2 separate regions of the Mus musculus genome follow, and region 2 is linked to region 1. A link is a loop called in an ENCODE intact Hi-C map of the cell type or tissue named here. Cell type or tissue: heart. All regions are shown on one strand. Links, peaks and the distances in the headings refer to the core of each region. The heading gives the core; the rest is flanking DNA.

Region 1 (5,370 bases), core at 195-5,194:
GGGTGTGGCTTCCCAGTCTATAAATTGAGTGTCCTATCATGTAGGTCAGTTGTTCCTTTTCTTCCCATACCTCCAAGTTCTACCTGAATAACCCTCCAGCTGTCCAGGCCAGTCTACTTACCATCCTTTTCACTGACTACTACTTTCTGCCTTCCATATTTGGAAAATCTTCACCAGCCTACAAGCCTGGACTTTTCAAGTCTTAGCATTAACTGTCCACTCCTACGAAATCATCCTTCTCAAGAGTCGGTATTTCATCTGGGTGGAGTTTCCTAGGTCTGGAACACCCTCGCTTATGCCAGCCTTCCAAAATTGTACTCACCCATTCAACTACTCAAAGCTTTCTCAGAGGCACACCTTCAGTTCCTGTCTTAGGGCTTCTATTGCTGTGATAAAACATCATGACTGAAAGCAAACTGGGAAAGGGCTTGGGGGATGGGAGAAGAGTAACTTCAGCTTCCAACTCTCAGGTCACACTCCATCACTGAGGTAAGTCAGGGCAAGACTCAAAGCAGGAACTGAAGCAGAAGTCAGGGGGTGAGGACACTTCTTACTTAGGTGGGGTTTTTTTGTTTGTTTGTTTGTTTGTTTTTTGTGAGTTTTTTTGTCTTGTTTTGTTGTTGTTTTCCAAGACAGGGTTTCTCTGTATAGCTCTGGCTGTCCTGGAAATCACTCTGTAGACCAGGCTGGCCTCAGAGACCCTCCCTCTGCCTCTGCCTCTCTGCCTCTCTGCCTCTCTGCCTCCCTCTCTGCCTGCCTCTCTGCCTCCCTCTCTGCCTCTCTGCCTATGCAGTGCTGATTAAAAAGCCCATACCCACCATCACAGAACCAACTACCCAGGGGTAAACCACCACAATTGGCTGAGCCCTTCCTCAATCATTAGTGAAGAAAATGCCCCATAGGCTGGCCTACAGGCCAATCTTGAGGTGTTATTTTTCTCAATTGAGGTTCCCTCTCTTATTACTTGTCAAGTTAACAGAAAACTAGTCAACACAGCTCCCTACGCAAAATTAGATGCTCCCTTTAGATTTCATAACATCAAAGTAGTTGTCGCAGCTATATAAAACGCTCCAAGAAGTCTGAGTTCTCTGTATAGGCACTGGCCTGCCAAGTTCTCAAACACTAGTACCCACAACAGCTTAACAAGATATTCAGAAAGTGAATTCCCTCCTCACTAAAGCACACTGCTGCAGTTTTTTCTTTTGCCAGATATAGCAGTACCTAATAGTACTAACACTATCCACCTTCTCCAATAGAGTTTGATAACTATCATAAAGTTAAGGCCTTTGAAATTCCCACCACACTTGGGGTTATCTATTGGCTGACTTAACAGAAGGAATCTTAGCCATATAAAAACTACCACCTTAACTCCAGTTGTAATAAGGTGTATTTTCTGCACATGAGATCAATTTCACAATGAACAGTCAGCCTCATAATACACTTCGATAGGGGGGGGGGGGAGAGAGTTCACTTACAATCTGATAATTTTACCAACTGAATGTTTCTAAAGAGCATTTCCCTTAAACAGAAAAGTAACTTCCCACGTGTTTCTCCAGCCTTCCAATCCCACTTGATCTTCCCCGGTAATAAACTGCGAAGCATCTCCTTTCCCCTCCTGGTAACGTCCAGGCTTCCGCACAGGGCACAGGTGGGACAGCTTGCACACTCACCACACCACCTGCCGCGTGGAAGGTTCCATGAGCTTTTCCAAAACACGTAAGCGCAAAGCCAGGTCAGGGCTAAACGATGGTTCCACACCATCCCCCGGGGTTGCGTCCTAAACTTTTTCCTTAAATACGTAGGCTTTCAGTGTTCGTTTGTCCTCGGAGACCAAAACACAAACGAGAACTGGTTGAACAAGCAAGGACGTGGGTTTTGGAACCCGATGGGAAAACGAGTAGCTAAAACAGATACTTGAGAGCCTTTCCACCTGAGCGACTGACAGGAGCCCACGGACGAGCCGCGGTCCCCAGAGCAGGCCGGCTGCGGGCGGCCATGGCGACCTCGGGGCCCGACGGGGGCCGCGAGGGGCCAACAGAGCAAAGCCGGCCCGCGCCGTGCTGCGACGCGCCTCCACCTCCTCCCGACCAGGCAGCCCGAGCTCCCGGCCGGGCCCAGGGCCCAGCCGCCAACCGGCCGTGCCCGGGACACCGGGGGTCTCCCGGGCAGGCGCCCTTTGTCCCGGGACTGCGGCGCCCAGGTCCGCCCCCGCCCGGCCCCGAGGGGCTACGACCCGGCGCCTCACCGTGATGTTGCAGTGAAGTGTGAGCGGCGGCGGCGGCGAAAGCGAGCTGCCCGGCGGTGGTGGCGGCGGCGGCACCAGGAACTGGCAGTGCAGCTCGTCCAGCTTCCAGCTGACGATGCGGAATCGCTCGTGGTTCTTGTCGAAGATGGACGCCAGGAACTTCAGCTCGGCCTTGAGCCCTGACACGGACATCTTCCCCTCATCTCCAGCGGGAGGGGTGAGGAAAGGGAGCCGGGGCCGGGAGCCGCCGTCACGGCCGCGACCGCCCCGCGGGGCCGGCCCGGGCCGCGCTCTCGCGGCTCCGCCTCTCCCCGCCGCCGCGACCCGCGTCCGAGCGCGGCTGGAAAATGGCGAGGAGCGCGAGGCCTCGGCGGGCGGGCGTGCGAGCGAGGGAGCGAGCGAGCGTGCGGGAGCCGGGCCGGCTGCTGCCTTTGTAACCGACTCCACCCGCAGGAGGCGGTGGCCCCGCGGCTTAAAAGGGCAACAGCGACGCCGCCCCCACCGCCGCCTGGGAGAGGGCTGCCCCCGCCCCGGCGCGCGCCCGCGAGCTCCGCGCGCGCTCCCGACCGCCCCCTCCTCTCATGACCCAGCCCCTTTCCGCCCCACACCGGGGCTCCGCGCCCAGCACCCGCCGCTCGCCCCGAGGATTTGGGCCGGCGGCACCGCACGAGGATGAACCTGAGCTCCCCTGCGCGCCTCTGCGCTGCACCGGGGCCTCTGGCCAGACACGTGCGCGGCCTATCGCGCCGGCCACGTCGGCTCGGGTAGGAAACGCGCGGGCCCCTGGAGGTTGCTCCTCCGCGTGGTTGTCCACCGGCCACCCACTCACCTGGCCTGGGCGCGGCCGGGATGGGGAGATGAGAGGTGTGCGCCTAGCACCTTCACGTATGTTGCTCTCGCTCCGCGCTGAACCACCCACCACTTTTCTAAGTGTGACTCCCGAAAGGTCCTTCTCTCCAGACTTGTACTCCCTCCTTCGCTCCCATTTGCCGAAGACGATGATAGAGCCTGCCAGCTTCTTCCCATCATCATTTCAATCTTTCACGTAAACATTTATGTGCTCGCGCTAATGTGGATACTCTGCGTCCTGAGTTTCTGCTGGACTTCCCAGAATGGACCATGTTTGTTGAAGTCACATCTCAAATGTGTCAGACTGATCCTTCCTGACCAACTAAGCTAAAGTAACCATGTAGATACCATGTATCCCTTTCCTAGGTTAACTTATTGCTTCTTTCTGTTGTCTCTGCTTAACACTGAAATCTCATTCAGAGAAGCACCCCTAGGATTGAGGGGAGGAAAAGCCTAATGACACCTGTGTCATTTAATAAATTCTTGCTCTTACCTGATTCCCCAGCACTTAACACAATTCTGGAATAACCTAGGTTCGTTCACAAATAACTAGAGGACTACATTTTTCCAGAGGCAAGACCAACTTTCTAGACATGTCACCTATGTAGTACCCAGGGTTCCTAGCTTAGTAAGGCTCCCGGGCCTGGTTTAGTGCCCTGCTGTCACCATCTTGAAATTCTTTTATTATTATTATTGGTTTGTTTTTGAGACAGGGTTTCACTATGTAGCCCTGGCTGTCCTAAAACGCACTCTCTGTAGACCAGTCTGGCCTCGAACTCACAGAGATCGGACTGTCTGCCTTCTGAATGCTGAGGTTAAAGGCCTGCACCACCGCCAGACTAGGAATGCATTCGTTTGTTTTTGGAAATAGGCTCACTATGTAGCAGTGGCTGTCCTTGAACTCACTATGTAGACCAGGATGGCCTTAAACTCACAGAGATCCAGCTGCCTCTGTCTCTTGAGTGCTAGGATTAAAGGCATATACTACTAGGCTTTGAAATTCTTATATTCTGTGAGGGAACCTGCTTTCTCCCTTTACACTGGTCTTGAGGTACCTGATTCTGACCTCCTAAAATTACAACAGAACAACATGGGGAGACATTGTTTGGGGTTTTTGTTGTTGGGGTTTTTTTGGTGTTTGTTTGTTTTGTTTTGTTTTCATTTGTGAGGTACCATGTTATGGTGAGTCTTAGCTTTCAGAAGGGGCCCAGATTCCACTGAGAACCCAAGAAAAGTTGCAACTTATCTTTCCAGAAAAATACTTTCACCAATAAACCTTGTACTTAATGGAGATTTACAGTTGCAGCACCGTATACCTGGGCCTCGAGCTAGAAGTAAGGCACTGCACAGGCGTGACTGCTGCCCTAAGCACAGATGTGACCAGTCATTTCCTTTTTCTGGTCCCTGGTACTCAGGAGCCTAACAGACATAGCTGCTCTAAACAAAGATTGGCAAAAAAAAAAAAAAAAAAAAAAAAAGGGCAGGGGGCATTCTGGTCAGAACTGGGTCTCATGGAACAGGTTTCAGTTGATTATCTCTAAATGCTATAAGATGATAAAAAGCTCCTGTATTGTGATTAATCTTACCTATTATATCTTAGAGATATATACAAGTATTAATCTCACAATTATTCTGTTGAATGGATCAAAGTGGACCAAGCCCTAAGAGGCATAAAGAGATAAGTAGATTATCTGAATTAAAGAAGCTTAATCTATCACATAAAAAAAAAAAAAAGAGCCAAAACAAAACACTGTCTCCTGGTGTACCATGCTGCAAATAACAGGAGAGAGGTTGAAAATAGCGTAAACAATAAAGAAATACATTGCTTCATGTCATGAGATATCCAAAAGCAAACCCATCTCCAGGATTGGTTGGCTTGGTGCTTAATAATGTCATCAAAACCTCAGATTAGTTTGTCAGGCTGAAAGCAAGCACATAGAGATGAAGTATCAGAGACAGGAAGGATACATTAGCTCTTTCTCCTTGCAAGACTTCGGAGCCTTTTCAAGAACCCTGCCAGTACATATCTCTCCTGGCTACAGTCCAGTCAGGGGCCAGGAGATCGATCAAGCTGAGATGTCATGTGTGACTAAATTTTGGAGCCCTGGCATACATGCCAGAAACTATAGTTTCACCTGGTGAGGGTCACTAGTTTTACAATTAGTTTGGCATTACTACACAAAAAGAATGAATCCTGGTTTAAGAAAACAAAATAGCCATTAAGGGGAGGCAATAAACCCAGATTCTCTAAATCTGGCCTGCCCCTAATTTTTAAA
Region 2 (5,370 bases), core at 293-5,292, 200 kb after region 1:
TGCCTTCTAAATACCTACACTTTTACTCCCAGACAGAAGTGGATCCCCTCTTTAATCAGAGAAGCCTCAATTTACAATGGATGCTATAGTGCAGACTCATAGCTTCCCATAACACAGGAAATAAATGAGAGTGTGAGACAGTCCTAAGGATGTCACTCAGACCAACCACTCCCTCTCTAAGGTCTGTGAACGTTGTGGGAAAGGGGCTGCCAACTACTTAAGAGAGGAGACAGAGTAAGGGCAGCAAAGCACGTTCTCTAGATCTGACAAGTGAAGTCACAAGCTTACAACTAGTTTGGGCGCGGACAAGACCAGCCCTGTCAATAATTAGCCAAGAGTAGCTCATAGGACCCTACCCCTTATATAGGATCTATTGGTTACTGGTAGATTCTGGGCAAGACTCACTGTTCTCGGCTATATGTACACACTGCTGAGCCCACCAGACTCCAGCAAGCAGCTCTCACACAGATGGCCCTGGTAATGCCAGTGAATCAAAACAGACAGACATAAATATTTGTGGGGAGAAGGGTGGGAGATGGGAAGGTAAGAATAGGTTGTGAGAGTGGTCAGTGTGCTTGGTAAACACATCCAAAGCTGTAATACATAAACAAATAATTAACTAGGCCCCAGTGCCAAGTCTTCAGCCGGCCTACCACTGATGGCAAAGTCTCTATATAGCACAGCCAGTCTTCCACCAACAACCAAATCCCACAGCCAGCTCCAAGTACTCAAACTGGACAGAATCAGACTGCACCCTGTGGCTGAACTGTGTCAGACCTCCACGAGCCTTGTTCTTTGGTAAAGAGTCAGGATAACTGTACAGAATTCCTGCGTGCCATTCTGAAGGGCATCCTGAGGCCCTGCTTTACACGGTGGCACTGTGTTAGTTTATTTCACTATTTTGTTTCATTTGATTCCCATAACCACTCTGATCCTCAAGAAGTTAGATAATAGGTGTAGCACCTTGTATCCATGGACTTTAGATTTTAAACCAAACCTGTGTGGCCAGAAAATACATACATACTTTTATCACTGCACAGTGCTATTTTGCACCAAGTGTTTATCTTTGCATTTCAAGTGAATTATACACATAATGAACTGAGATATAATGGGCTGCAAGGAGATGTCAAGCAAAATAAAGCAAATACACAGATTTTTACAAGAAAAATAATAAAACTGCTCATTTCAGTTCTATCACTTCACATAGAAGATCCCTCCTTAAATATGCAAATCCTGAGTACGCTGTCAAGTGCAATAGTTCAAGCTCTTCCCCATGATCGCACTTACTCATTAAGTTTATAAATTTTCTCAGAAAAGAAGACTTCATCAAGAAGCTTGTGGATGTTGCGCCTCTCCGCTGCAAGCAAAACTCCATCATTGGCTAAAATCCCCAAACAGGTGCCTGCATGTCCAATGGCTTCCATGGCATACTCCACTTGGTATAAGCGACCTACAAAACAGTGAGACACCACGGTTCCTCTCGCTCTTGCACCACTCATCTGAGAGAAATCAGCAATGACACAGGTAGGCTGGCATCAACAGCCCTGCATTTACTCGCCCACAATGCATGGCGTAATGAACCTGGTGACAAGTTATCTCCAAGAACCAAAGGAATGAAGTCAACTCCAAAATGTGTGTAGCTAAACGTCACACTAGACCCCAACACTAAAAATATACTACTTAAAGCAACAACCACAACAAAATGCCCCAACCTTCTTTGGAGCAGGTTAAATCTTCTAATTTACCTTCTGGAGAAAATATTGTGGTCCTGGAGTCATATCTTCGAGACTGCAAAGGAAAAACAGAGATGATGCCTGTTCACTGACATACGCCAACTTCCGGATGTCCATGCATTGGATACAATGACACCCTGGTGCTGAGTTCAGTGGAAAGAAGACGGAAGACCCCATTCAACTCCCTCTACCCCTTTGGTTTCATTTTCTTCCATGTCAGGCTGTGAGCTTCAAACAAGCCATAATGTTCCCAGGCAAAAGTTAAAGGAAACGTGTCATGAACTCACCATGGTTTCTGAACTTTATGTTGATTCCTGTGAAAAGAAAACAGGATCATTAATAACAAAACCCCCACAATTTTAAGAAGTGTCTTCCACTGTTAATACCACTTGATCCACACCATCACTCAGCTAACATGAACTGCACCACCACTGGGACCTATACAGATGCTGGGCCACCACAATAAAGGTAAACCATGGTGTCCTGAAAAGCTCAGAATCTAGCAGCCAGGTATGACAGACAAAGATTATAAAGCAACATGGAAGAGACATTCAGGGTGGGGAGGGAAAGCAGAATCGACAGCAAGTAAGATTTTAGGAAACCAATACAGATAATGAGAGTAAATTAGAGGTGGGAGAGGCAAAGGTAAGTTGAAAAGCCTCAAGTCAAAGAAAAAGAATTGTGAAGGGGTGAAGGAAGGGCATTCCAAGTAGAGCAGGCTGAGAAAGGTTAACAAAGTGGATAATTCACATGGTCCTAAATTTGGGGGTGTAGGGGTTAGGTGGTAAACCTGGTCCTTATTTCCGTTTCTTCGAAAGACAGCAATGGAAACTCTGCCTTAGTAGAAAAATGGCAGTTCAATTCCTATGTTGCCAAATGGGATATAAGGAAGGCATCGTGGCTGGAAAGCTAAGCAGACATTTGAAGGGTCTGCGCGCCCAGATGTTAGAAAACACCTTTATCTTACTTAAGACCGCTTCACCGACGGGCTGGATTCAAGGACCACGGGAAGTGACATTTTAGAAGAGTCGTCAGGCCTAAGGAGAGTTAACCTGCCAGGAGTCGGTTCCAACATGTAGGAGAAACAGAAAGGTGGCCCTGAGCACAGCAGCCAGGAGGCCACGGCGGGTTTCGGATTCGACTGTGAACACAGCTACCTCCACGCCTGGCGCCGGCGCTACAAGACTTGGACTTTCCCCCGCAGCGCCACTTTCCCGAATTGACTCTCTGGGCCGCAGCCGCCCCCACCCCTCGCACCGGCCCGGAGGGTCTCAGAGCCCAGGCGAGCCGTCAAGGCCCCGCGGGGATACCCGACGGCGGCCGGCGGGGACCAGTCCCTGGCAGGCCGGTCACCGAGGAGGCGGGTGCAAAGTCATCGTGCCCACGGCTCCTCGGTGGCGGCCGCGGGCCTGGGCCGTGGTCTCCACGCAGATGGCCCCCGCCCGGGAGACAGACACCTCGACTCCGCGGCCCCTAAAGGACTGAGCCTCACCAGAGGAAGACGGTGAGGGTGCAGATCAGCGCCTCTTTACTCAGCTGGAGAAGAACCAACCCGGATGGCCAAGCATCCGCGGCGAATATGGCTCCCGCGCGTGCGCAGGACTGCGAGGGGGCGGGGCGGGGCGGGAGGACGCGGAAGTTCTCCCAGTGCTGGGGCGGGCTCAGTCTGCCCACGTGGACTGTGCAGAAGCACAACCTCGGCTTTGGCTGCGGTCTGTATTAGAGGAGGACTGGAGGGAGGAGGGAAGCGTCTATACCGTGGAGAGTGGAACCAGATTCCTCCTACGCTTTGCACTCCACTTTCGTTTTCTCTTCTGTACCATTCTAATGGAGGCCAGAGTAGCAACTGTATAGACAAATCAAATCGTTTACTCTTCCAGTCTTGCCCCTTAACAGTTTTTCCTTTGTTCTTCCTCTTAGCCTCATTTTCTCCTTTCTCAGATCCAACTCTTTAATTGGGATAACTTTTGTTCTAAGTTTAAGACTTCTCTTCGCCGGGCAGTGGTGGTGCACGCCTTTAATCCCTGCACTTGGGAGGCTGAGGCAGGCGGATTTCTGAGTTCGAGGCCAGCATGGTCTACAGAGTGAGTTCCAGGACAGCCAGGGGTACACAGAGAAACCCTGTCTCGGACAAAAGAAAAAAAAAAAAAAAAAAAAAAAAAAAAAAAAAAAAACGAAAAAAAGACTTCTCTTCATCCATTTCTCCTTTCCAATCTTACCTAGTTTTTGTGCCTATGTTGGGGGTTGAAGAGCTAGTGGGTTGACTATGTACAGGGCCTTTGTCTTCTGTGTAGGCAAAACGGTTGGATCTGGGTTTCTTAAAGGGGGAAGCTTAGAAATTTAGTTGCATGTAGACGGGACCTGGCCTGTACTCAGGACCTGGTTTGCCCTGTAAATTCCAAGCCAGCCAGGGATATATAGTGAGACTGTTTTAAAAATGAGAGAGAGAGAGAAAAAAAGACCAAAAGGTAAAATATCCATACAATGCAGCATATATTTAATTTCAAACAGAAATTAGCAATATTTGCAATAGGAATTTAGTGGAGAATCTCTCTTAGCAAGAACAATCAAGAGAAACTTGCAGAGTTCCATTGTATAACAGGATAAACACTGATTTGGAATGAGACCCAAGTTCCAGCCCATTTTTCTGGTCCTGATTGGCCAAGTTAAATAAAAACCTCAAATATGAGTATCCTAAGTGTTTCACATGTGAATGATCTCATGTACTGCCCCCATGTGTGTGGGTGTGGGTGTGGGTGTGTAAAAACAAGGAAGGAAAGGCAGCAGGATGGGATTTTGTAGTGATTAGGAACAGGGGTAACAGCCCAAAGACCTAATTCAAGATCTAAGCCTGAGCTCCCTTCTAAAGCAATAAATCAGCTTTTCAAGGCTCTATTTCTTTATTTAAAAATGGAGATTAATCATCAGAATATCTTTGTGATTCTGTTCTGGATTAAATGAGGTAGTGCATGTAAAATAACATTCAATAATCATTGTAGTATAGTATATTCTACTGAAAAACTAATGAAGCAGGAAAGACAAAACCGCTCCAGATTTGTTAACCTAAAATCCTGATTTGTGAAAGCAGCAGGGCTCGATGGCTGACTGTGAGAAGGGCAAGCAGCGTGCCACACCAATATTTTGAGTGTGCGTAACCTGAAATATGATCCATTATTTAGTAACTATTTATTATGCCTCTACTATGTGCCAGAGTCTATGCTAAGAGGCTGCCATAGCCTCTTAAAAAACCCTCACAATTGACTCTCTAAGTACAAACATTATCTTGCTCTAAAAAAAGAAAAGAAAAGAAACGAGAAAGGAAAAGAAAAGGGAGACATGGAGAAGTTAAAAATAAATTGTATAAGTAAATTCAGAGAAATACCTAGTTTGGGAAGTTTAGACAGGTAGATAGGCAGGCAAACATCAGACAAGAGTTATAGTATCAAAGCCTACTCACATAGACGGATAACTACTAACAAGATGTTTAAATAAATGACTAGGGGTCTAGACCTGAGTCATCTTTAGAAAGCATGTGGTTAAACAAAAGAATGCAGTGAGTGGTCTATGCATGCCTACAGTCCCAGCTACTGGGTTGCATGGGCAGGATTATCATGTGAGTCCAGGATAACCATGCGAC

The links. A loop is a pair of places that touch in the nucleus more often than their neighbours do. Peaks named below come from ENCODE experiments on the same cell type or tissue, not always from the same donor. Only the 100,000 strongest peaks of a DNase experiment are listed, where the experiment ranks them.
Region 2: a loop joins it to region 1, with 3 times the contacts of the local background. A loop is called at or near these places in 1 of 42 quality-filtered maps.

What each region holds. Positions count from the first base shown.
Region 1 is chr9:55,146,702-55,152,071 of GRCm38, reverse strand. It overlaps Ube2q2 (ubiquitin-conjugating enzyme E2Q family member 2), which reads right to left and starts at 2,703. Exons shown (of 13, transcript NM_180600.3): 1 at 2,246-2,703. The coding sequence starts at 2,437. In heart, for the core only: a CTCF peak has its summit at 2,714; DNase peaks (open chromatin) are centred at 2,131 and 2,851; H3K4me3 peaks cover 2,798 bases; H3K27ac peaks cover 1,887 bases.
Region 2 is chr9:54,948,759-54,954,128 of GRCm38, reverse strand. Hykk (hydroxylysine kinase 1) reads right to left here. Exons shown (of 5, transcript NM_177351.4): 5 at 4,205-5,370. AY074887 (cDNA sequence AY074887) reads left to right here and starts at 3,175. Exons shown (of 1, transcript NM_145229.2): 1 at 3,175-3,885. The coding sequence starts at 3,290. The coding sequence ends at 3,688. It overlaps Psma4 (proteasome subunit alpha 4), which reads right to left and starts at 3,270. Exons shown (of 9, transcript NM_011966.3): 1 at 3,226-3,270; 2 at 2,021-2,047; 3 at 1,746-1,788; 4 at 1,288-1,450. The coding sequence starts at 2,023. In heart, for the core only: no CTCF peak of the experiment used is centred there; DNase peaks (open chromatin) are centred at 3,368 and 4,488; H3K4me3 peaks cover 1,930 bases; H3K27ac peaks cover 1,607 bases.